2 separate regions of the Homo sapiens genome follow, and region 1 is linked to region 2. The links are chromatin loops, found by intact Hi-C in ENCODE. Cell type or tissue: A673. All regions are shown on one strand. Links, peaks and the distances in the headings refer to the core of each region. The heading gives the core; the rest is flanking DNA.

Region 1 (10,955 bases), core at 1,642-9,641, 100 kb before region 2:
AAAGACTAAGACCAACTCAGATGAGTTTTCAGAAAGCCTCCTAAGACTACTTATCATGGTACCAAATATTATAATACCATGACAATCCTTCCCACCGAAATCGGTATTTTAATTCAAGTTTATTTTTCAATTTTTGATTTCTTTTTTTGTAGAGACAGGGGCTTGCTATGTTGCCCAGGCTGGTCTATAACCCCTGGGCTCAAGTGATCCTCCTGGCTTCGCCTCCCAAGGGAAGGTGCAATTACAAATGTGAGCCACTGCACCTGGCCCAAGTTGAAACTAATGTTGGCCGTCAAGGTTCAGAGTAGTGTGGTCCACTTCAGATGTCATTGAAGACAAAGGAGGGACACTTTATAGGTATCCAGAGGCAGTGAGAGGAGTATTGTCCCAAAAGTTGGGAGATTTTGTGTGACCTTGGGTGAGTCACCCTCTAGTAGTAAATATCAAAAATGGTAAACTTTTTGTATTAATATCTCATTAAATCCTTGTTCTTTCTTGAACAAGTAGGTATTTTTATTGTCTCTTTCTTGGGATGGAAGAGTCTTGGAAAGTGTAACCACTTGTCCATGGCCAAGCAGCCGGCTGGCATTAGAACCCCTGCAGTACGTTGCAGACTCTCCTTTCTAAGTATCACCCTTCATGGCTAACCCTGGAGTGGCAACTTGTACATGGAGGCCCTAGAGCTTCACTACTCTAATTCCATGGTGTTACCTGTTTGCATTAGTCAGGGTTCCCCAGAGAAACAGAACCTACCAGATGTGTGTGCAGCATGTGTATATATATAAATCAATGGGGGGGGGGGGGTGGCGCGGGGAGAGAGAAAGAGAAAGAGAGAGATAGAGAGAGAGGGAGAGAGAGAGAGAGAGAGATTGATTTATTGTAAGGAATTTGCTCAAGTGATTATGGAAGGTTGACAAGCCCAAAATTTGCAAGCTAGGCACACATAGGAGACGAGGGAAGAATTACAGGTCAAGTCCAAAGGCAGTCTGCTGGCAGAATTCCTTCTTGCTTGGACAGGTCAGTCTTTTTCTCTGAAAGCCTTCAACTGATAGGATGAGGCCCACCCAAATTATGGAGAGTAATCTGCTTTACTCAAAGTTTACTAACATAAATGTTGATCATCTAGAAAACACCTTCAAAGAAACATCTAGAATAATGTTCAACCAAATATCTGCATGCTGCGGCCTAGCCATGTTGACACATAAAATTCACCATCACACTGTCTCTTCCTACTATTGAATTGGGGCAATTACTGTCAATGCTGCCATAGCCCCTATAGCATTCTGCATTTCCACTAGGTGTTGGGAAAACACCACTTCCCCTGGAGTGCTGCTTAAACAAAATTGGAATTTTCTAGAAGGAATTTGGCTAGGGACAAAAGAAGCAAACAGAAAAAACATAAAAATGGAGATGTAGACAGACAAAAAATATAAATAAACTTTGTTGAGGTATAATTTACATATTAAAATGTACCCATTTTAAGGGTGTACTTTGTCGAGTTTTGACAAATGTACACAAACACCACAATCCAGATATTGAACATTCCTGCCATCTCCAATAGTTCCCCCCAAGTTTAGTAAATCACTGATAAGCTTTCTCTTACTCTAGATCTGTTTTGTCTTTTTTAGAATTTCATATAGATGGTCCTCTAGTGTATGAGTCTTTTGTATCTGGTGTCTTTTATTTACCACAATGCTTTTGAGATTCAGACCAGCAGTGGCATGTATCAGATATCTGTTCCTTTCTGCGAGTGTTCTGTTGTGCAGCTATCCCTCAATTTGTTTGCTCATTCACCAGTCGATGGATATGTGGGTGTTTCCAGTTTTTCTGTTTTCGCTTTTTGTTTGTTTGTAGGCTAGAATCTTTTCCTGATACAAAAGCCAGTGCTCTGTGTTTGGAGAAGCCATCAAGTTATTTCTCCATATTTGGGGGTGCCTCTAATTCTGACTTTATGTACTGCACAGAAATGCCTGGTGGACCCTTATTCTAGTGAACGCTCAAACTCCTCCATGGGTGCTCGCCCTGGCAAAGGAGTTTCCAGAACCTGCTCTGACAAATGTTTGATTTCAGTTCCTTTTCATACACTCTACCGAAAATGAACAATGGGAATAGGCACATCTTATCCCCCTCCTGGCTCACACTTTGGCTAGAATATGTCAGCTGCTCAAATCAAGACACTGCAGGAATCAGGTCGCTTGGTGAAGAGAAGAGAGAAAAAGGTAGTGGTAGATACCATTAGTAGCTTACCCAATACCCACTTTTCCTTTCTTCCTTGCAGAGAGCCCCAGGCCCAGGTTCAGGCAATGGACCATGGTTCAATTCAATCTTGGCAGTCCTGTGTCCTGCTTTCTCAGTCTCCCCCTGAACAGCAGGGGCCATGTGACCTAGTTTTGGCCAATGAGACTTAGGTGAAAGTCAGCCTGCAGTGGGTTCTGGGAAAGTTTTTGCTTTTGTGATCAAGGGAACAGATATAGATGGCACAGCCCTTCTACCTTCTTCCTGCCTTGACTGTAGACATTCCACCGACCTCTAGCAGCCATCCTGCAATCTTGAGAGAAAGGCCAAGAAATACGCGGAGACTTCAGCCTTGGCATTGTTGAAATGGAAAATCATTGCTAGTATCTGTCCACCACTGTGTTCATGTTACATGTGACAGATAAGCCCCTATTTGTATAAGCCACTGTTTAAGGTTTTTGTTATAGCCAAACAAATTCCTAGATGATATACGGGAGGAGCATATTGAAAGTAAATGTTATCTTTCTTTCTCTAGGGCTGATCTCACCTACAAAGTTCACCACTCCTCAAATCTGATAGGAATCTGCTAGGTTTTTTTTTTTTTTTTTTTTTTTTTTTTTTTTTTTTTTCAGATTCCCTCTACTGCAGTTTGTTTCTCAAAGAACATGGGTTGATAATCCCTACCCCTTCTCTGCCATTTACTGTGTGATCTTGGGCAAAATACTTAACCTCTCTGTGAGTTTTCTCATCTGTACAACGTGACTAATAATACCTGGTTGTTGTGAGGATTTTTCAAAGCTAAATAAAGTCCTTAGAACAGTCTAGCATATCAATAGGAACTTGGTAAGTGGTGGTGATGATGATGACCATGATAAAACGATGACGTGCAAAGCACTGAATCACCTTGTAGCCATATTAGGATACAAACTGCACCTGAATTTCCATTTTCCTGCAGCAAAACTCTATAACTCTGACTAGGATGGCAGGTCTATAACACTGACTTGCTTCTCCAGCTGCAAAATCTCCTTAAAGACACAATCTGCTAAATTCTTAAGTCGACCTTCCAAGGTGTGTGGGAGGAACGCCAAGTTTCCCTTTAGCTTATCCACCACACCCCAGCCTCCCCTGTGTGCTATCTGATTCCTCGGACCTTCAGGTGTAACCAAGCCTGACCGTGTAATATTTTCCTTTTTCATGTTAAATTTCATCTTACTGAGTTCTGACCAAGGTTCTCAAATATTCAGACCCTTTGGTAATTTTAACTTTAATTTATCTTTGGTATTTGCCATTTCTCACTCATTTTGCATTATCTGAAAATGTAATCTAACTCAAATTGACTTTCTCCTCCAGGTTGTTAATGAGCACTGCATATTGGATAATATAGTTTCCGGTACTGAGCTCTGTGGAATCCTTCTTGATTTTTATTGACGTTCAGATCTAATTTCAGATGCCACCAATTATTACTTGTACCGACCATTTGTCAATAAATCCCAGAACTATGCTACCGTCAAATCTTCCAGGCCCTACCACTTTAATTGATTATGAATTGCTTGGGTCAGAGGTTTCACATCAAATAAATGTTTCAATGATTTCTCCTGAATTCCCCTGTGGGGTTTCAAGTTCATAATTGTGTTCAAAAATGGCTGCGTCTGTGTTAGGGAGAATAACTGGAGGCTTTTGAATCTGCCTGGCTTGTTGCTCATTAGATTCTCTTTCCTCGTGTGCGTAGAGATCAATTTTCTTATTAAATTTCTTAACTTCTTACCTGGAAGGGCTGGCAGACCATGAAAACATTCATTTCCTGAGTCATCATGTTGATGAATATTCCTCTGTCTCTGAGTTTGGGATCATGCCAGATCCCAAGATTTCTGCTGCCTCCACGGTTTGTGCCGTGGCTTTCATACCTCAGAGCCTGAAATGTCCCCCACTTCTCTTGAAGCACTGAATTTTAAATACTCCAGTGGTTCTCAACCTTGGCTAATTTTGTCCACATACCTGGCCTCCACCCCCGCCAGGACATTTAACAATGCCTGGAGACATCTGTGGTTGTCACAGCTCAAGTGGAGGGGGACAGTGCTACTGGCATGGAGTGGGCAGAGGCCAGGGTTGTTGCTAATCACCTTACAATGTACCGCACAGCACAGCACCCATAACCAAGGACTTTCTGGCCCAAAATATCAGCAGTGCTGAGATTGAGAAACTGTCAAATTTCAGCTCTTCTCAAAGCCACCCCCTTCCCTCCCCTATCATCACCACCAAGAAAGAGGAAATAATTAACCTGATTGAGACATGGAGAACTGCCCCCAACTGGCTGTTGACTTCACTTCTCTGGCCACAGCTCGCTCACTGTTCAGTCTGAATAGGGATGAGAATTGAACTAGAGGTACTAAATTTCTAAATCCCATTTATGTTTTCTCCCTCTCCCTCTCATCCTCCTTCCCTCCCTCCCTCCCTCCATTTCCTCCTTCCTTCCTTCCATCCATCTTTTCTCCTTCCTCCCTTCTTCTTTCCCCCACTTTTCCCCCTCCTTCCTCCTTTCTCCAACATATATTTACTGGGCTTCAACCATGGACCAAGCACTTCCATAGACACTGTAGATGCAGAAATTAACAAAACAGAAAATTCCCTACCCATAGGGAGCTGATGTTCTAGCTGGGCAGTGAGATAATATACAAGGGGAGGAATTTCAGAGACCAATGGGTGCTGGTGTTGCAGGACTTTTCCTTAGCTCAGCTAAAGTCAGGGTCCTTATCCCACGGCCACGAAAATATAGGCTCGCAGACAATTTGAAGCATGAGTAAAGCAGGGTTTTATTTGCTGAAAAGAAAAAAAAGGTGGGGGGAACAGGGATTCTCTGCAAGGCCAGAGTTCCCTGCTGCTGTGTTTCCTGCCTCACAGTTTGAATCCTAGGAAGATCTTCCATACAGGAAGAGGAAGGGCCAGGCTCCTCCCGGCTGCAAACTGTGTGAGCTTCCTGAGGCTCCACCCCAGTGCGCAGACCCACTGGAGTTTTGCCAGGGACCCCTTACCCCATCTAAAGACATACATCTAGCTGCTGTTAAACTAAGGATAAGGACGAAAACCAATCTTTTTTTTTTCCCCCTGAGATGGGGTCTTGCTTTGTTGCCCAGGCTGGAGTGCAATGGTGTAATCTCAGCTCACTGCAACCTCCACCTCCTGGGTTCAAGCGATTCTCTTGCCTCAGCTTCCCAAGTAGCTGGGATTACAGGTGTGCGCCACCATCCTGGGCTAATTTTTTTTGTATTTTTAGTAGAGATGTGGTTTCAACATGTTGGCCAGGCTGGTCTCGAACTCCTGACCTCATAATCCACCCGCCTCAGCCTCCCAAAGATGAGGACCAATCTTAACTGCTTCCTGCTGGCAGGAAGGTGACAGGGGTGCTGTTTTGGGGAAATGGTAATCAGATCTCAGAGACCTATTTAAGGGTTCCTGGCAGAAGGGGCCATCCTCAGAGGCTCCAGTTGCATGAACATTTGGAGTTTAATGACCTGAAGGCAAGAATAGATAAAATGAGTTACTAGAAATTATGTATCAAAACAAAACAAGGGGGAGGTAAGGACAGCTAAAAAATCCCAAGGCCTTTTACCAGTTTGCCCAGGAAGATAGGGGTTAAAAGCCTGACTGATTAAAAAACACTTGACCCTTTTGCTGGCATGTTGGGATTCTGGGTTCCCTCTCCCTGAGCCCAATCTTAAGCCAGCCAGTTTAAGGTTTGGGAAATTAACTCTTTCCAGTTTGGAGGATGCATCTGAAGGGAGTGTCCTGTAGTACAGAGACACAATTACCTATCAGCAAAGAGAGGTCAGAGGAGAAGAAAGGAAAAAAGAAGGCACCTTTTAAAGGAGTCCCAGGGATTCAGGATGCATTCAAATGGGGTACAGACTGAAGACGAATGGCTACCCATCGAGAAAGAGGGAAGCAGGTATCCCTGGTTCCCTTCTCTTCCTAGCAGATACTCGGGGTATGTGAGGGAGAGAGGGAAGACGATCCCCTTTCCTCTTCTGTCCTTGCATTCCCGAGTCCTGGTGACGTTGGCAGGCACCATCATGTGTGCCAAAGCGGCTTGCACCCATGAAGCAGGGAGGCCTAGGGGGTGGGAGTCATCCACTCTTACCCACATACACCTTATCTCCCCTGCTTTCAGTAGCCTTGAATTCCCTAGAACTCATTTATGCCATAGTACTAACATGGCCTTTATCCATGAAACAGGAAGCTTGGGCTTGTCTTAATTGGCAGGAATCAGCCGTGCTTACCTGCCCTGTGCCTTTTAACCTCTGTTATCATCTGCCTCTGGATCCCTTAAATCCAGTTTTCTTTCCTATGGCCTTGACCTGAAGCTTGGAATTGAGTTTGGGACAAAAATATGTCTCGGTAGCGGGGGGGTTGCACGTTGCATGGACTTCTTATCATAAGCCAAATGCTAAGGTATAACTGTGGAACTGAGTCCTCCTCCAATAAGGGAGAGAAAAAGATGTCTTGTGACACACCCAGATAACTAGTGGCTATGGTTATGCCTGCTAGGATTTGGGTGCATTGTGCTTGGCTTTGGTTAGCTCCCTTGGTCTTACTTTCTCAAATAGGAAACCTCCAAATGGTGGGCATCCTATTTAATCCCATCACCTAGGAGGATATACAGGATAATTGCTCAGAACTAGAATTTTTTTTTTAATTTTAGATGGAGCCTCACTCTGTTGCCCAGGCTGGAGTGCAGTGGCATAATTTTGGCTCACTGCAACCTCTGCCTCCCAGGTTCAAATGATTCTGCTGCCTCAGCCTCCTGAGGAGTAGCTGGGACTACAGGCACATACCACCGAACCTGGGTAATTTTTTGTATTTTTGGTAGAGATGCGGTTTCACCGTGTTAGCCAGGCTGGTCTCAACTCCTGACCTCAAGTGCTCTACCTGCCTTGGCCTCCCAAAGTGCTGGGACTACAGGCGTGAGCCACCACGCCTGGCCAGAACTAGAATATTGATCCAGATTTTTACATTATCCATCCCTCTTGTTCTTTCTGAGCTGCAGCTGGAGATTGCTGGTAGGTTCACAGGAACAAGCAGGGTTAGTGTAAAATGTAGGCAAAATATTAAAAACAACTAGTGAGTTTGGAATTTAATGACAAATGTATTATAAGTTTTGAAATATAATTTCTCTCTCTCCAGTCCTCATTTTTGTTTAAAAAACGTATCATCATAGGACTGAGCGGTTTGAAAAATAGACTTTACTTTCATATTTGGCCTGACTGTTTGCATAAAGTGCAGCAAGAATAATTATTTCTATATAAGCCTTTAGGATTGGCTTTGATGGAACTCTGTTCCCCAAGGAATCTCAGATAAGACCTTTTAAAGCAGAGTCCAACCTGCAAGTTAAGTGATCCTTTCCTCCTAAGGTCCCAAGATAAACTTGGAGCTTCTGGACCTGTTAGAAAGTGACATTGTTTACTGACTACAGGTCAGAAACCCTGTATAGGTACTGTGTTGGCAAGTGTATGAGGCCAGTTTCCCCACTGGGTTTTTATTGTCTCTGCAAGCCAAGACTGACTCCTTAAAGGGAAGCATACCCTTCCAGTCAAAGCCTTGGTAGAATAAACACTTTCTCCAATTTCGTTCTGTTGCAAAAGGAAAATGGATTCTCATTGCACCGATGTGAACAAATATATTGCCATAAGAATAATCAGAGACAGTTTCCAAATTTTAGAGGAACCAGGCAGAGAGAAACAAACATGCTCCAAATTTTGTTCATAGGCATATACCTTACTCAATTATTAAAGACCATAAATAGTTCAAGGTAAGTTTCCTTGACTCTGAAAAACAAAACAAGGATCAGCAATAATCCAAGCGAAAGTCAAAAGGTTGCTTCAGCTTTCTGAGTTCGGTTCATTTAGTTAACTTTTGTTTTGCTTGATGTTCATGAACACTTCAGCTCTTTATGAGTCCTGTACATTTTCCTTTATTCCAATGTTACAATCCCCAAAGTTATCAGAAGCCTATATTTGAGAGCACATGTTAAAGGCCTACAGCATATTGTAGACCATCTCTTGAAAAGGATTAAAACAGGACAACAATTGTCTGTGAATAGCAAAATGTCCAGGGTAGTTACAGTTAGAAACACAATTGACAAAGAAGTTTGGTTATCTCTGTAGTTTACAATAACTTAACATAACAACCCTAATTATGATTGGTAGCATATACTTAGATATTATAATTTTAGAAATCCCATACAATTTTGGAATGCATATTAGCATAGTTTACCAAGATATAACCTAAAGAAGACTGCACATCATTTTGGCAATCCCACATCATTTTGGCATAAACATGTCAAATAATCCTGTTTACCTCTCTTTTATGGATGTCTCAGGGGCCCTCTGATTCATCTGAAAAGCCAGGTGTCAGGAAAGACAATTTTGAAACTGAAGTTTGATTTTGGGAAGCCCGTTACATGTATTTGAAGCCCTTGATATTAGGAAATAGAATTCCAGATTACCATAAGTTATTTATTGTGCCAAAATGATGACTCAGAAATTTAAAGAAGCAAAAACCTTTTATAACCTTTTTGAATTTAGTCAATATGTTCACATAGAGAACCCCTTTGCAAGATTAATTTCCACAATCTTTCCACCACTTGTTTGAACCTTCAGCTTTTCCTAACTCAAAACAATCCTTTAACCATAGGCAAAAATGTACATTTCCATGGCTTTTTGTAACCTTTTACTAAAAAACACATTTTACTGTTCTTACACTCCTTGCATGTAAATTTATTTTCAGTAGTTTCAATTATACATTATAATGGTAACTCCTAGCAATTTTTAACTTTGGGGTAAAATCTGGTAAGTTGCTTTAATTGTGTGCTCAGTGCAGCCAAAGTTGCCTTCTTAATTAAGGGTGTGGTTAGTTCTACATGTCCCCAGGCCCTACCAATTGTGAAGCCGGCAAGTCAAATAGTTTCCCAAACTCAAAAATCAGTTTGTAACCTCAAAACATTTAGCAAACCTTGCACCTGACCTGCATTTTACCAATAGTCTTTAGAGCTGTTTTTATTTCTCAAAGATTAAAGTCATGTGAACTGAAAGGTACCACAGCTTTTAACTTCCCTTAAAAAAAAAAATGCTTGATTCAAGCACTCGTTTTTCTTTAGGCCAAATTAATAGAGCTCTTTTTACAGACATCACACACAATACACACACTGACAGGCAGAAGAAAACCCAGTCCCCACAAGATCCTTTTTCACAACCAAAACTTTACGGAGAATATAAACAGGGGCGCTTATCATTCCTAGCCTAGCAAAACTTCTTCTGAAAGAAAAAACCTCACTAAATGGTAACTGCTGATGGGGTGGAGAAGGTGAAGGAAAAAAAAAACAGTTTAAAAATGCCTGGGGAAGAACTTCTTATTCTTATGTAACTGGTTTCTCCACAAGGAGAAAAGTTTAATTACTGTCCAATGGAGTAAAATCCCTTGGCTGGGGAAGAGGAAGGCTGCATGGCACGTGGCTGGGAACCAGCCAGCTGGCTGTGTGGGACCCTTGGGCCATGGGTCCCAGCCCCAGCAAGGAGCGGGGAGCAGTGGCAAGCCGGCTGCTCACCAGGTCCATCCTGAAAAAGGAAGGTAAGGCCATGAAAAGGCTCCTAACCCCCGGGAGCGACAGGAGTTGGGAATGTGATTTCCCATAAGCTCAGAACTCCTAGGATGAAAAGGCTCCAAAGAGAGAGGGGAAAAGAATTCTTGGTTTGCATCTCACTCACCACTTCTCAAGCCCCACGTTGGGTGCCAAAAATGTTGCAGGACTTTTCCTTAGCTCAGCTAAAGATGGTGTTCTTGTCCCATGGCCACAAAAATGTAGGCTCACAGACAATTTGATGCATGAGTAAAGCAGGGTTTTATTTGGTGAAAAGGAAAGTAAGTGGGAACAGGGACTCTCTGCAAGGCCAGAGTTCTCTGCTGCTGCACTTCCCACCTTACAGATTGAATCCCAGGTTCTATGCAGGAAGAGGAGGGGCCAGGCTCTTACCCACTGCAAATGGCATGAGCTTCTGGAGGCTCCACCCCACTGTGCAAGCCAGCTGGAGTTTTGCCAGGGACCCCCTCCCACCTGGCCATCTCACTAGGAAGAAAAGAAGGCAAGGTTCTGTGATCTGTACTATGGTCACCCATTTCAGTGGCCTGAAACCCAGCTTGGGGAAAAATAAAGCTGAGTGTTTCACCACAGAGCTGTGTGTCATTCTTATTGTTTTAGTAATGCCATTACTAGTGCCATATACTAAGATGTAGTTACTTTCCATGGAAAGAAAACTTTCTAAGATAAACAACAAATTTCAGCTGTACTTCATTTGCACAGCTACAAGGCTTTTTATCCAGGTCACACTAAAGCTTCTGGAGAACGGGGACTCTGGAGTTTGACTCCTAGGTTTGCTACTTATGAGCTTATGTGTGACCTGGAGCAAGTTTCTTAATCTTTCTGAAGTATGAATTCCAAGAAAATAATGACACCTACCTTGGAAAGTTGTTCTAAGGATTCAATAAAATGCTGTATACTAAGAGCTTAGCATATTTCTCAGTACATTACAAAGTACTCAATAAATAAGATTTCCTATCATTCATATGAAGGAAAAGTCCCTCTTGCACGTTTCAGTTGTCTTTTGCATAATGAGCACCTCTGCCCTCTTCTTCTCCTGGTATTTACAGGGAGGCAGAGGTTTAGTAAATGT
Region 2 (10,955 bases), core at 1,970-9,969:
AGGGCTTCCATTTTAATCAATATGGCAGACTAGATATTCAGAGAGATTCCTTTCAGTACAGCACACTGAACTTTTCAAAAAAATTTAATGAACAGTTGAACTGTCAGGAAAGTAAAGGAATTCCTCAGTAAAGCCTGAACCCAGAGTGCAAGCAATACTATTGCTGGTATTTGTTGACCTCTGTTGGCCTACACCCTGGATTTTAATGGGCTACATGCACAGGGGACAAGAATAGCCAAGTATACTTTTCAAAATGTTAAAGAAAACCACTATTTCTCATACAAATACATAGCAATGTTTGGCAGTGTTTGTTTGACTCATTAATAAGAGAACCAGAGAATGACAAAGCCAGTTGCCATTTCAAGGGAAGAGACACTAAATGTGTGTGTGTGCTGTTTGTGTGTATAAATATATATGTAATGTTGGATTATGATTTCTGAATAGTTTTAATGGCTTAATGTCATACAGGGCCAAAAAAAAAAAAAAGCCATAGCTTTTGGAATTATCTCCTTTACCAGACAAAAATTGTTTGCATCTCATCAGCAATTATTTTCTATAAACTAACATCTAACTTTCTAGAGTCATAAGCTTTCTGGGCTCTAATCAATAGAAATCGCAAAAGAAGAAAAGTTTCTTTCCCTTATCTAGAGAGGCAGATGACTTTGAAGCAGCTTGTTAAACGATGCCCTAAAATGACAACGTAGGGCAGGTGATCATCTTTTTCCCTTACTTCCAAATTTCAGGTAACTTTTCTTAATACTCCCCATTGTGTTTCTAGGTATTCTCCAAAGATTATTTAAAATCACATGCATGCAAAAAAAAAAAGGCAGGAGTCATTATGTGTTTGTTATTTGGCCTGGTCCACATACATAGAAAGAGCAGCAAGTGGTCTTAGGACACATAAGCCTCTCTATTGTGTGATCATCAAGAGGTGAGCATCTACTAAAGCCAGACAATTCGCTTCTTTCCAGCAAGTTCTTAAGGAATCCAAGTTTGCTTTCTCAATAGCCTCCATCATTCCAGAGATTTTAAAAATCACTCTTATTTTTTTCAGTTATTCCAAGGCTACAAAACCAAAATTCATCTCCACCAGATTTCATTTGTAGCAGCTATAAGTTAATACTTTTCTCCTTGGTGGTTCCCACATTTCCTAAATTCCTGGCCTGCCAAGAAGGGACTGTCCTTTTACCAGATCAGTTTCCTGGGAGCATTTTGCAGACATTTGTTCTACCTATGAAGTTAGGCCTATTTACTGATATGCTTATCATATCAGAAAAAATGAGATTGATTTTCAAATAACATATTGCAGGTTTGCCCTTGGTTATACAATCAATTTGTCTAATTATATTCTAGTTTAAAAATAAAAATAAGGAGACAGCTTTTTGTTAAGCTTATGCAAATAATTACATTGCCATGCAATGTAAAAAAGACTCAGGAAAATAGTTGATTCTGAATTTTGATATGTCAAAGGGAAAAAGATATCTTTTTTTATTTTTTAGATGAAGACTCGCTCTGTCACCCAGGCTGGAGTGCAGTGGTGCCATCTTGGCTCACTGCAACTTATGCTTCCCAGGTTCAAGAGATTCTCCTGCCCAGTCTCCCGAGTAGCTGGGACTACAGGTGTGTGTCATTACGACTGGCTAATTTTTGTATTTTTAGTAGAGATGGGGTTTCATCTTATTGGCCAGGCTTGTCTTGAACTCCTCACCTCAAGTGATCCACCTTCCTAGGCCTCCCAAAGTTCTGGGATTACAGGCGTGAGCCACCGCACCTGGTGGATATTATTTTTAAAGTGTTTCAGTTAGTGAGAATAGAGTCTAGTAAATCAAGAACTAGGAATACATCAAGAAACAAAAGTGGCTCTTTATATGCCCATCAGAAAACAGAATATCAAAACAATGCCAACAATATTTAAAACAAATAACCACATTTTATTTCTTTCATTGGTTAATTCAGACATACTTCATCAAGTCTTTATTTGCCAGATCTTGAATCAACAGTCTGCTTTCGGGAGTTCACATGCATCTGGACTAAAGAGCTTCCTGGGAAGTCTGATGCAGTCCCAATGTCATCTTTCAGTTGTCTACTTGTGGCCGTGGGTCTCCATGAGTTTACTCCTTGTGGAAACAATTGATAGTATCACTTGACACAGTGTTTTCTAGAATTAGCCTAAGACACTGCAATGGACTGACTGTTTATGTCCCCTCAAATTCACATGTTGAAATCCTAACCCCCAAGGCGATGGTGTTAGGAGGTAGGGCATTTGGGAAGTGTTCAGATTATAGGGGCAGAGTTCTCATTAATGGGGATTAGTCCCTTATAAAAGAGACCCCCAGAGAGATCACTCTCCCCTCTGGCTGGACAAGTAAGGTTACAGTGAGAAGACAGCTTTCTTCCAGAAACCCAGTTCTTACCAGACACCAAATCTGCCAGCACCTCAATCTTGGACTTCACAGCCTCCAGAACTGTGAGACATCAATTTCTGTTGTTTGTAAGCCACTCAGTTTATGTTATTTTGTTATAGCCACCTGAAGAGACTGCTATATTTTGTTATAGCAGCCTGAAGAACCTCCGTTTCAGAATTTCCAGTGAATCCTAAGCAGAATGAATAACATCAAATCCTTGTCTAGACAAATATTAACAAGGCTCCAGAGCACCAAGGCAAAGGAGATCTTATAAGCAATTAGAAAAAAGAGACAAATTATATACTAACGGGTGACAATTAGGTTGACAAGAGATTCTCAACACTAGCAACAGAAACCAGAAATAGTGAAACAATTATTTCAATGTACTGAGAGAAAATAACTAAGAATCTAGAAATATATAAGTAACAAAACTATCTTTTAAGAAAAATAAAGAAAAACGGTATATTTAAACAAATAAGAAACAGAATATTACCAACAATTCCTTCCAGGAACTTCTTAAAAATGTTCTCTGGATGGGAGGAAAATTATTGATCCTGGAAAGAAGAAATTAGATTGAAGAATGAGTGGTGAGCAAAGAAAATGGTTAAATGATAAATTGTAAAATCTCGATAAACACTAATATAAAGCAATGTAAATAACAATATATATAGTTTTAAAATATCAAAATAGATCTAAAATCCATTACAATAATAGTTTGTAAATGAGAAGTGATTGATGTTAAAATGTTCTAGGATCCTCATATTATTCAAGAGAGTGAAAATTGATCAGTTTTAGACTTATGATAAATTAGTCCCCAAAATTTCTAGAGTTTCCACTAAAAAATATTTATGAAAGATTTAACTTTCAAATAATAGAGAGAATGAGAAATGAAATACTGCTGGAAAAAAAGTCCGTAAGAAGGTAAGAAAAGAGAAGAAACAAGAAAACAGAGCCAATAGAACCTACAAAATAAGATGATAGACATGAATCTAAATGTGTAACTAAAATAAATGTAAACAAAATGAAGCCTCCAACTGAAAGATAAATATTGTCAGGTTTGACTTTTAAAATTTCAGCTATAAGCTATTTTTAATGGTCACACCAAAACATAAGGTCATGAAAATGTTGAAAGTAAAAGAAAATATATTTCAGACAAGCACTAATCAAAAGAAGATTTGAGTCACCGTATTAACTTCAGACAAAATAGACTTTAAGCTAAAAGGCATCATTAGAGATAAAGAAAGTCACTACATATAACGGAAAGACTCAATTCACCATGAAGAAATAATAGATCTAAATACGTGGGCACCTAATAAAAAAGTTTCACATTCAAACAATGCAAAATGACAGAACTAAAAGGAAAAATAAAAAAATTCATCATCATACTGGGAGATTTTAACACTCTTTCAAAAAACGGATCAATTGGCCTGGCGTGGTGGCTCCCACCTGTAATCCCAGTACTTTGGAAGGTCAGCGTGAGAGAATCACTTGAGCCTGGGAGGTCGAGGCTGCAGCGAGCCATGACTACGCTACTGCGTTCAAGCCTGGGCAACAGAGCAAGAGCCTGTCGTAAAAAACAAAACAAAACAAAAAACTCATCAATCAAGCAGCCAGCACTATCAAAATGACTAGAAAAATAAAATCTACAATCTTAATCTAATGGAGATATGTGGAATAGTATACCTAATGAGTGAAGAACACGCACATTTTCAAGCATATGTGAAACTTTTAGAAAAACTGGTTGTATCCACGGTTATAAAATAAGTGTCAAAAGTTTTCAACATAGTAATATCATACAGATCACATTCTTTGGCTATAATATTATGGGGTTATAGATAACTAATAAAAACACAATTCTGAGACAGGTACATGGAAAATTAAAGCTATGTTTTAATTTAAAATAGAAAATAATTTAAAATAGAAAACAATAAAAATAGAAAATAATTTAAAAATTGTTACAATAACGTATGTTATATCTAAAAATAAATCTAATACATAATATTTATTATCTTTATGCCATAAATTAGAAACTTTTCTTTAAACACTTTAAAGAAGACCTAAATAAATGGAAATATATGCCAAAGTTATGGATAGAACACTCCCTCTTGAAAAGATATCTGTTCTCTTTAAATTTGTCTGTTTGCTGTATGGAATTCAAGTCAAAATCCCAACAGGTTTGACTCCTAAAATTTATATGGAAGAATAAAAGATCAAGAATAGCTAAGACACTTCTGAAGAAGAATCAGGTGAAATAATCTACAATGCAGTAGAAATTAAGATAGTGTGGTAGTACCAGCGGGGAAAACAAGTAGACAAACAGAATAGAATAAAGGTGCAAAAAAGACTCACACAAATATGGGAACCAAACATAGCTGGTACCCACTCTCAGCGGAAATCAATGGATTGTTTAACAAATGATTAAAGCTGTGCTAGTTTATTTTTCATATGAAAAGTAAAAAAAAAAAAAAAAGAAAAAGGAGGCCAGGCATGGTGGCTCACAACTGTAATCCCAGCACTTTGGGAGGCTGAGGGGGCCGGATCACTTGAGGTCAGGAGTTCGAGACCAGCCTGGCCAACATGGCTAAACCTTGTCTCTACTAAAAATACAAAAATTAGCTGGGCATGGTGGTGCACGCCTGTAATCCTAGCTACTGGGGAGGCTGAGGCATGAGAATCACTTGAACCCAGGAGGCAGAGGTTGCAGTGAGCTGAGATCACACCACTGCACTCCAGCCTGGGTGACAGAGTGAGACTCCATCTCAAAAAAAAAAAAAAAAAAAGAAGGGAAGATCGCTTGAGTCCAGGAGTTCGAGACTAGCCTGGGGAAAAGAGCAAGACACCTGTCTCTTCAAAAACTAAAAAATTAGCTGGGCGTGGTGGTGTGTGCCTGTAGTGCCAGCTACTGGGGAGGCTGAGGCAGAAGGATTTTCTGAGCATAGGTGATCAAGACTGCAGTGAGCTGTGATTGTACCACTGCACTCAGCCTGGGTGACAGAGTGAGACCCTTTCTAAGAAAATAAATAAATAAACAGAATATTGAAAATTTTAATTACATTAATATTAAGAACTTTTTCAAATCAAAAGATACCATTAAAAGAGAGAGATAAAACATACCATGAATTGAGAGAAGATACTTAGAATACGTAAATCAAGAACTAGTTTCCAGAATATAAAAGAAATCCTATAATTCTCTAAAAAAAAGGCTTTAACAAAAGGCATTTCACATAAATAACATGGATGCATAATAAACATATAAAACATTTTTTAACCTCATTAGTAACTAGGGAGGGAATACAACCAAAACCCATAATGAGATTTCATACTGCCCAGATTGAACCAAATTTAAAAGTCTGACAAGAAGGGTTAAAGATTCAGGGCAACAAAAGCTCTCAGTCTCTGCTGGTGAGAGAGTAAATTGGTAGGACCACTGTGGAAGAAGATGAGCATTATTAAGTACAATTGAAGATGCGCAAACCTGTGAAGCATCAATCTGCCCCTAGGTATGTATTCTAGAGAAACTCTCACACACCCACATCTGGAGACACACACAGAATGTTTATAGTAGCATTATTCCACTAACAAAACTGCAAACAACCAAAATGCTCATCCACAGTAAAATGGATAAATTATGATGCATTCAAGCAATGAAATATTAAATATAAAAAATATTTTATTCCCACATGTATCAACATGGATATACCTCAAAAGCATTATATTAGATCAAAAGCAAGTAGCAGTATGATTAAGTTTATGTAAGTTTAAAACACAGGCAAATCTAAATAAGCAAAAGCTTAGGGATACATGCATTTGTGGTAAAACTCTGAAGTGAATGAAAATGAGTAATAGTGGCTGGGCGCAGTTGCTCACGCCTGCAATCCCAGCACTTTGGGAGACTGAGGCAGGTGGATCACTTGAGGTCAGGAGTTCGAGACCAGCCTGGCCAATGTGGTGAAATCCCATCTCTACTAAAAGTACAAAAAATAGCCAAGTGTGGTGGCAGGCACCCATAATACCAGTTACTCAGTAGGCTGAAGCAGAAGAATCACCTCAACCCAGGAGGCGGAGGTTGCAGTGAGCCAAGATCATGCTTCAGCCTGGGTGACAGAGCGAGACTGTCAAGAAAGAAAGAAAGAAAGAGAGAACGAACGAAAGAAAGAAAGAAAGAAAGAAAGAAAGAAAGAAAGAAAGAAAGAAAGAAAGAAAGAGAGAGAGAGAGAGAGAGAGAGAGGAAGGAAGGAAGGAAGGAAGGAGGGAGGGAGGGAGGGAGGGAGGGAAGGAAGGAAGGAAGGAAGGAAGGAAGGAAGGAAGGAAGGAAGGAAGGAAGGAAGGAAGGGAAAAACAAAAAGAAAAGAAAAGAAGTAATAGACAATTGAGATTCAGGACAGTGATTACCTCTGAAGAAAGTGAACAGAGAATGATTGGAGTGGGGCTCCCAGGGAGATCCAAGGGGCTTGGAAATGTTTTATTTCTTAAAATGGGTGGCAGGTCCATGGTTATTTATTTTTCTTTGAGCTATAAAAGTACATTATACACCCTCTTGTAAGCATGACAAATTTCACATGCACACAAATCCATTTTAAGGTCAATCAGTATGGAAATAAGCAACATGGCTCAGAGTGAGGGAGCGTAAGAGTTTCCTGGATGCCCTGTTACTTCCCTTGGAGAAACACTTGCTGTGCACCTGCCACATGCTAGGAACGGTGCAGCTGAGCAGACTCCCTCCTGGCTCCTTCGTCCCTCCTCGCCCTCTTGGGGATGGGAGAAAAAAGCCACTTGTGCTCAGAGTTCCTACATCCTCTGTCTACATTACTCTGGAGATGGTCACACAGGCTTGCTTTGCCCTTTGTGATTCTTTTCTCTCCCTCACCACTCTGAAATTGCTTCTGAGGGTTGGATCTATGTTTTATACTATCCTTTATTTCTTCAGTGACCGGAATGCATACGTGGATACACAAATATTTAACTTCACACACACTTTCCTGTCTTTTTTTCCCTAAACCTAGATAGGAATGTGATTTCAGAAAGAAAGGAGTTAGGAGTGCAGTTTTGTGGATTATTGATTATGTTTTGTTACTGTTAATGATAATAGTAGAAGTTCAGTGGTTGAGCAATCCTCCTGAGCACAGGGGACCTTCAGGTTACTCAAGGGAGCCCTGATGGGGGAGTGTGCTGGCCACAAGCCTTAGCCCTGGGCAGGCATCGGGCAGAACAACCGCCTGCCTGGGGTGAATCCCCGCCACCACCCCTACTAGCACCAATAGAACCTAGATGTCTTTCTACCTGCCCCATGCAGCAAATAAGATAAGGGAAAGTCTGTGTGGGTCTCCTTGCAGCATCCCTTGTTTTTAGAGAAACCCTTGGGAAGAGTAGGTCTCTCTTCTTGTTCTGGGTGTTGTCATGCCAGGAGGTGATTCTGGAATCGTTGTAGCCATCTCATGCCCAATCGGAGATTGAAGCTAATACCGAAGGCCAAATCTCAGTGGCTTACAACACAAGGGGTTTATTGCTCGCTCATGCTGTATATCCAACATGGATGGGCTTTGCCTGGGTCTCTGTTCTGAGGCCAGTCTATGGAGACAGCTCTTGTAGGGGACCTGCTCATCTTAGCAGAGGAAAAGAGACATGAAACCTTTAAATATGACACTTAAAGCTTCTGTTTGAAATGGATCTTGTCTCTTACACATTTCACTAGCCCAAATAAATCACATGGCCAAGCTTGAGTGAACAAAGGGGGTGGCATAATCCTAACACAGGGGGGCTGTAAATATTTGGGGACAATTATACAATCTACCAAGGACGGCAAGAACCTAAGAATCTGGGTCCTCGTGACATCACTGAGTCATACTTTATAACTGTCTAGTTTGCCATGTCTGTGGACCTACCCGTTACGTGAGATTTTTTAAAGTTGCCTTTCTCACTCTTCATTGTTTAGACTGCAGAGGTTGGAGTGGCCTCTTCCGAGAACAATGGTATTTCCACACTTTTGTCCTTTAGCCTAGGATGCTCAAGTTCTCTGATGCTTTGACCCAACAAATAAATATCCCATAGTGACCCTTAAGCTTTATAAGCAACCTCAAGGAGGTCCAGGAAAGTTTTGGGGAGCCGGGCCAGTTAGCAGAATTTCCAGGCTCACAATTCAAACAATTTTCTGCATCTTTATCCTAGAAAATCATAAAGGTATATGATAGTTTTCATTTAGCCGGCAAACAATTCCTTTTGAAGCACTCCCACCCACTCTCTTCCAGGCCAAGCTCCTGTGTCCTTCAATGTGTGCTTTAGGCTGATTCTTATTAATGGCTGTTCTTTCATTGTCATCTCCATAGAAAGCCTTCCTGGACTCCGCCAAGATGGTCAGTTGCAAATGACAGAAAAACAACCTAACTTCAACACACTTAAGAAACAGGGAGCTTTTTTAGCAGGCCCCTGAGATACCACCCGGAATTGAAGGACGTGTGTCCCCAGGACATTGGCTAGGGGAGGGATGGGGCTGGGCCTCAGAAAAAAACTGCCTCCAGGGAATGATAAGCCATTGATTCTCCTCCCCTCCCCTCACCTCCCCTAACCTCCCCTCTCCTCTCCTCTCCTCTTCCTTCCCTCTCAGGACAGACCGGCTACTTCCACATGGCACAGATCTGTCTGCTGTGAGCTCTCAAGTTTTATGTTTTCCGACTCCACCACCAGGAAGAGAGAGGGGCCCTGTTTCTAGTTCAAGTTCTACCTTGCCAGGGAAAGCTCTGATAGGCCTGGCTTGGGTCAGATGCTCACCCCTAGTCCATCAACCACGGCCAGGGTTTTACCATTGGCCCAACCTGGGTCAGGAGTCCAAGCCTGTTCCAGGGCCAGGGGTGCAAGGACACAGCAGCTCCTGTCGGAGCCACAGACTGGAAGCAGGAAAGGAGAAATACTCAGGGGAGCTGTTCTTAGAAGAAGGATGGGGGTTGCTGGTCAGACAAAAAGATAAGTGTCCATTCTATCTTCCACAGCACTTAGTGCTCTGTGTTGATTCTATGTCTGCTCACCTATCTCCCCGCACTGAGTCAGACCCCGGAGGGTAGAGACTGTTTCCCCCAGTGAAAATCCACCACAGGCAATGGCTGCAAGGAACAAGCTCTCTCACTCAGTTGAGGCTTGGCCCTGTACATCGTGGGGAAATTTATGAGAGTCTCAAATCCCTAATCTGTAAGATTTCAATAATATCTTCTTCAAAGTTTGCTATGAGGCTTGAAAGAGATAAAGTGTTAAAGTACCTGGCATGTAGTAAGTACTCAATACATGTTGAATAAAGAGTAATTACCAAACCCCTAAGACTCTTTCAATCTTTGGTACTTAGTTGACTCCAACTGCAGAGTTCAGGGACCCCCAAAATGAATGAACCTCACTTCTGATACCAATTGCAAGGTTAGAGGCCCCCCCAAACCACCCCTGTGTTCTGTAATTCACTAAGAGGACTCATAGAACCTTCCATGGTTATGGTTTATCGCAGCAAAAGGACACAGGCTAAAATCACAACAAAAGGATGCGGGTTAAAATCAGCCAAGGGAAAGAACCCCTGGGGCAGGGGCCAGGGAGGTTCCAAGCATGAAGTTTCTACCCCCAGTGGAGTCACAACTCTCAGCAACTATGTGTGACAGTGGCAGACTATTGAGTATTGCCAGCCAAAGAAGCTCACCCAAGCCTTGGCGTCTGGAGATTTGACTGGGGCACCATCATGTGGATGTTTGTGGCTGCCCATGTGGCTGAGCTCAGTCTCCAGCCCTTCCCAAGGTCAAGCTGATACTGTATGACCCAAAGCTCCCCCACAAATCATATTGTTAGACCATTTGGTGCCACTCAGAACCCACAGAGAAACAGGCTCTTATCAGGCATGGCATTCCAAGGGCTTAGAAATCACCTCTCTGGAGTGGAGGCCAAAGTGCCGAACGCTCTTTGGGTAAGGTTCATTGTTTAGTAGACAGCCATAAATTTCTTGTGTTATCAGGTCTGACTCTTGCCTCAATAAATCCTGCAGGCAAGGGCTGTGTCTTTTTAAAAACCTTTTTTTTTTTTAATTTTAGGTACATAGTAGGTGTGTATTTTTAGGAGGTACATGAGATGTTTTGATACAGGCATGCCATGCATAATAATTACATCATGGAGAATGGGGTATCCACCCCCTCAAGCATTTATCCTTTATCCTTTGTATTACAGACAATCCAATTGCGCTTCTTTAGTTCTTTCAAAAGGTACAATGAAGTTATTATTGACTATAGTCACCTGTTGTGCTCTCAAGTAGTAGGTTTTATTAATGCTTTCTATTTTTTTGTACCCATTAACCATACCCTCCTCACCTCCCTTGCCCCATACCCTTCTCAGCCTCCAGTTACCATCCTTCTACTCTCTATGTTCATGAGTAACATTGTTTTGATTTTTAGATCCCACAAATAAGTGAGAACGTGCGATGTTTGTCTTTCTGTGCCTGGCTTATTTCACTTAACATAAGGATCTCCAGTTCCATGAATGTTGTTGCAAATGATAAGATCTCATTCTTTTTTATGGCTGAATGTACTCCAT

Evidence for each region. A loop is a pair of places that touch in the nucleus more often than their neighbours do. Peaks named below come from ENCODE experiments on the same cell type or tissue, not always from the same donor. Only the 100,000 strongest peaks of a DNase experiment are listed, where the experiment ranks them.
Region 1: a loop joins it to region 2, with 8 times the contacts of the local background. A loop is called at or near these places in 3 of 110 quality-filtered maps.

Annotation. Positions count from the first base shown.
Region 1 is chr18:59,201,923-59,212,877 of GRCh38, reverse strand. No RefSeq gene overlaps it. Among named protein-coding and RNA genes, the nearest start is that of GRP, 13 kb to the left of the region's middle. In A673, for the core only: no CTCF peak of the experiment used is centred there; DNase peaks (open chromatin) are centred at 3,937, 4,427 and 5,137; H3K4me3 peaks cover 1,118 bases; H3K27ac peaks cover 5,550 bases.
Region 2 is chr18:59,098,197-59,109,151 of GRCh38, reverse strand. No RefSeq gene overlaps it. Among named protein-coding and RNA genes, the nearest start is that of SEC11C, 36 kb to the left of the region's middle. In A673, for the core only: no CTCF peak of the experiment used is centred there; DNase peaks (open chromatin) are centred at 5,891, 6,461 and 6,931; H3K4me3 peaks cover 346 bases; H3K27ac peaks cover 5,155 bases.